Regions from separate parts of the Mus musculus genome. Here region 2 is linked to region 1. The links are chromatin loops, found by intact Hi-C in ENCODE. Cell type or tissue: left cerebral cortex. All regions are shown on one strand.

What was found. A loop is a pair of places that touch in the nucleus more often than their neighbours do. Peaks named below come from ENCODE experiments on the same cell type or tissue, not always from the same donor. Only the 100,000 strongest peaks of a DNase experiment are listed, where the experiment ranks them.
Region 2: a loop joins it to region 1, with 10 times the contacts of the local background. A loop is called at or near these places in 20 of 42 quality-filtered maps.

What each region holds. Positions count from the first base shown.
Region 1 is chr5:45,472,944-45,475,443 of GRCm38, reverse strand. No RefSeq gene overlaps it. Among named protein-coding and RNA genes, the nearest start is that of Lap3, 19 kb to the left of the region's middle. In left cerebral cortex, a CTCF peak has its summit at 1,048 (motif pointing left); DNase peaks (open chromatin) are centred at 1,043 and 2,358; H3K27ac peaks cover 947 bases.
Region 2 is chr5:45,533,967-45,536,466 of GRCm38, reverse strand. Fam184b (family with sequence similarity 184, member B) reads left to right here. Exons shown (of 16, transcript NM_021416.3): 13 at 2,197-2,314. Among named protein-coding and RNA genes, the nearest start is that of Med28, 15 kb to the right of the region's middle. In left cerebral cortex, CTCF peaks have their summits at 1,447 (motif pointing left) and 1,984; DNase peaks (open chromatin) are centred at 1,471 and 1,962.

The DNA of each region.
Region 1 (2,500 bases):
TGCATTTCTTTGCTGTTTTCCTCCTTTGCCCATTTCTTCCCCCCCTCCCACCGTGTGCATGTCTGTCTGTCTGTCTGCCTCTGTCTCTCTCCGTGTGTGTGTGTGTGTGTGTGTGTGTGTGTGTGTGCATGCAGTATTTTGAATACAGTCAAATGTTCAGAGACCAGTGCCTTCCTCTTTCAACCCCTTCCCTTCCCTTCCCTTCCCTTCCCTCCCCTCCCCTCCCCTCCCCTCCCCTCCCCTCCCCTCCCTCTCCCCTCCCCTCTCCCTCCCCTCCCCTCCCCTCCCCTCCCCTTCCCTTCCCTTCCCGAGACAGGATCTCTCAATGAACTATAGTTAATTTTCAAAAGCATTTTTCTGGGACTGGATGTAGCTTAGTGGTGGTTCAGAATTTGGCCAACATGAACAGGGCCTAGTGTTTGGGTCTTATAAACAAAATACTCCTGATAGATAATTCTGAACTTTAACCAGGGCACTTTGAACTTTGCTACTGGAATAAGTTCTTGTGCTTCCGTATTGATTTCCTTACTCTCCCCAAATGATGAAACATATTGACGCATCATAGTAGTTTAGGAAACCGAGAATTTAAGAAAATAAATAAAAATGCAAGCAGTGCTTTAATCTATATTTTTTTCTTTTAATTTTGCATTTTATCAGTTTTGTATTATTAGAATGACAGGAACTCCCCCAAAAGGTGGGCATTTATAGGCAAAATATTGAGCCCTGTCATTTGTCATTATGCCTGATGGATTGTCATTTTAGGTCCCTCTGTTGCTGCAGAAGATCAGAAAGACTTTTGTTACGTACTGATGACGAATAAGATGTCAGATCTCTACAGTCCTTTTTCTGATCCCATGGTCCTGCAACACCCTGAGAAATGACCCCCTACTATACATAGAAATAGTGAATAAAGTGTGAAAATGGTTTTTCTTATTCAGTTGAGACTGGAAAGTGGAAGTTAGCATGTTAGAAATATGATTCAATGTCAACCATCCTGCAACCGAGGAACCAAGGATAATAAATTGATAGGCGATAGTTTGCTTCCCCCTAGTGGTGAAGATGGCTCTGGTACTTGAGTTCCACATGTGTTTAGGACTTGAATTTCTTATGAATTGTTTTGAATTAGTGATATATATTTGTGATGCTGTATCATAGTGCCAAAACCATTTTGCAGCTACTTAACAACCGAATCAATAGTATCTGCGGCAGTCAAAGGTCGTCGTGACCCATCTAATTTCTTTCTGACTCACCATCTCAACTCATGAAACAAATTAATTCTGATTTGCTGCAAAGTAACCTTAAAGAAAGATATGCATGTGATTGTGTTACTTACTGTCCTAGTAGGTAGCTTTGATTGTTACCCTGATGTGCAGTTACCCGAGAAGAGAACTGAACTCAGAACTCTCCTTCCCTACCCTTTTCCTTCCCCAATCAAGCTGGTGTCAGGCATTACTTAGGGGAGGTTTGTTATGCTCTGTCCAGCTGATCAAATTCCAAGGGGTGGCCGTGTTTTCTCATGTTTAGCCAGTTTCAACTTCACTGCAATAACTGTGCCCATCCTTTCTAACTTTAAAAATAAAATCAGCCAAGCATTTTTTCATACCGGCAATTTCTCTGGAAACTCTCTCTCTTGCCCTGGCACATGGTTAGTGCTAATTATTTCATTTTTAAACCTACCACTGGTGGAGCAAGGCTGTGCCAGGGTGGGGTTGGTCCAGTGCCCAACCTTTTGCTATGAGCCAATGAATTATTTGTGCTTCTGCCTCCAAACAATGTCATATTCATCTTTGTATCCTCAGGACCCAGCAGCACTCAAGGGATAGTGTAGTGCTCCCAAGATATGGAGAATAAATCTAAAATAGTTGGATTTAGGAGAGAACAGAATAGGTTCAACACAACACACACCTGATGGTATTACATTAAGACCGTCTTGCTAAAGGACAGGGAGAATAGGGTACAGGGTTCAAGGTTTGGCTGTAGCAAGAGCAGATCAAGCTAATGGTCTGCAAACAAGCTAATTGGCATACAGACTACATTGTTGCAGTCTCTCTGCTTCTAATTATATTCAAAATGTTCCCCCAGCAAGAAGTAAAAAAAACGAACTCACATCTGTTTGAGATCCCCAGGCGCAAGAAGGAGCGGATGGAGTGATAATGAGCCAGGATGTCACTTCTGCTGGGGGAAAGCTTGTTTACTTTGCATTTTGTCACATGAACCCTTTGTGAGGAACAATGACTATGATACCTACCTCTTCTGGGGGAGAAGCCAAGATGAGGGTGCTGACTGCCTTGTCAGCCCTTGCAATGGGTCTCAGTTCCCAAGGGATAAACCCCCATTCAGCTGTGAGAAGTAACAATCAGATCATAAACGGGGCATGGTCATGAGTCACGCTTTGGCTCAGATTCTGTAAACCGATTCCTCTTTAGCAATGGCCAGAACAAGAGATCACAGGAACTGATGGCATTGCCTGATGTGAGACGCCTGGAAATTTCCACTACAG
Region 2 (2,500 bases), 61 kb before region 1:
GCATGATCTGTTGGCATCTCCTGCTGGGCAGGCAGCCTACCCTTAAGAGTAGTTTATTTCCCAGTGAGACTCCCTTGGAGATAACTAAATTTTCATTTGCAAGTGGTTATCAGTTGGAGATATCTTCTGGGTCAGAAACTGTGGCCTCCTTTCAGCTTTAGGACACAGTCTGGTACTGTGAGTCGGGCAGGCCCTGTCTGCCTCTGTCTCTGTGTGATCAAGTATGCATCGATCCTGTAGATAGAGAGGACCTTGTTTCCCTGGTGTCCTCTATCCACTCTAGCTCTTATATAATCTTCCAGCCTTCTCTTCTGCAGGTTTCCCTGAGTCTACAGGGGACTTGATGGAGATGTTCCATTTAGGGCTGAGTGTTCAAAGGTCTGTCACTCTCTGCAGAATATCTGTACTTATTTCTATATGCTATAGGAAATAGGAAGCTTCGCTGATGATGGTTGAACAAGGCACTGATTTATGAGTATAGTAAAAATGTCATATGGAGTCATTTTACTGATACCTTGTGCTCTGGGGCTATCTAGTCTTAGTTTTGGCCATCCAAGCAGTATAGGTTATGGGTTCCATCTCATGGCGTGGGAGTGAGCCGTAAGCCAAATCATGTATTAGTTGGTTACTCCCACAAGCTTCATACCACCACTGAGCTCTTGTGTCTTATGGTCAGGGCACCACTGTAGATCAGAGAGTTTATGACTGGGTGTGGTGCTTGTTTCTCTTTTGGTAGCATGCAGAATACCAGAGACACTAGCATGTAGGGTGAAGGCTGCATGTAGGCACCAGCTCAACATCTCCGTGTTCAGTGAGTTGTGTCGATGTTGTCTTCAGCAGCGGGGCTTTGCTATCCGTTTGTAGAGAGCATCTATAGCTGTCTCATATTCTCTGCACTTCAACTGGTTGTGGGTCTCTGTGTTAGTTGCTATTTACTGCAAGTAGAATCTTCTCTAGTGTGAATTGAGAGATGCATTGATCTATAACGATTTATTTTCATTTATGTGTATGTTGGTAAAGGGCCAGAAGCAGCTTTCTTGTGGTTGCTGGGTAATAGTGAAACTAAGAAAAGGGATGATTGACAGGGAGACCAGTTAGGAGATGACATCGAGATCCATGCCGAAAGGTAAAACCTCTTCCCCGTGGTTATATAGTAGAAAGTGAATTTAAGAGAAATGCTCTTAAAAACCAGTCTTGACCTCAAACAGTTGTAATGTGTTGTGCCCAGAACCACAGGCATATAGTTCATAAGAAGGAGATGAGACATGAGGATCACAAGCCAGAAAGGGCTGTCAGATGAGTTCATGGGCAGAGCAGTGAAATTCTATCTCAGGATAAAAAGTTTTAAAAAACAACAAAACAAAACCCTATGGATATTAGCTCAGTGGTATGGTAGAGTTTATTCCCTAGCACTGACAGAAAGACTGCAGAGAAATGTGTCAGGCAAGCGCCACCCAGTGGGCACTTGCCACGCGCCTCTCAGTCTTGTGCCAGTCAACCCTTACCTCCTTGATTCCACAACCAACCACTTTATAAAGTGCTCACTTTACAAAGAAAGGAACTGCTGGGAGTGGTGGCACGTCGTGGCACATGGCGGCAGAAGCAGGTGGATTTCTGTGAGTTCTAGGTTAGGCTGGTCTATACGATAAGGCCAGCCTGAGCTACATAGTGAGGCTCTGTCTCACCTGCACCACCACTCTCCTCCCCCGCCCTTCCCCGCCCCCCCCCCCCCCCCAATAACAAACTTTGGCTCCAGGAGACGTGGTGTGATCAATAAGGCAAATAACTAAAGCGCAGCAGAGCCAGGATTAGAAGAGAAGTGGAGGTAGAGTTTTCTCATCTCAAAGTCCTCACTTGCCATCAATCAATAGCCATAGCCCCTCCCACAATCGCCACCCTGTCTTTCACAGCGGCTCCTGAAAGACAAACTCATGCTGTACTCTATGCCCCCGCCAGATGGGGCAAGAACCGCATGGGCATCAGGGGATCCTGAGGGTCCAGGGTCGGGTAGGGCTCTTGTTACAGAGCCATGCCTTGTCCCGGAAGCTAGGCTGCATGCAGAATCTATGTGCACACTCCTGAGAGAACTGATGGGAGCCAGACCAGGAGTAGGGGCTTGGGTGGCCATCCTAAACACACAGTCTCCCACCTGCCTATTGAGAAACCTCTGTAGGACTGACTGCATTCTTTAAACAGGCTAAAAGAGTCTGGAGAGAAGGCAGGGAAAGGAACTTCGCGGCCTGAGGATCTGCAGCTCATAGGCCGCCTGCAGACACGGCTGAAGGAGAGAGAAGACATCATCCGGCAGCTAACGGTGAGGCCTTGGCTCACAGTCAGGGTGTTGGCTTTGAACCTGACATTTCTATAGCTACCTAAACATTGTCTGTCGATCTTTCATTATTTCCTCCTATTACTAAGAAGTACTCATACCAAAGACACTGGCAAAGAAAAAAAAAAAAAAAAAAGCCATCCTATTCCCAAGTTTAACAGCACTTGTTTG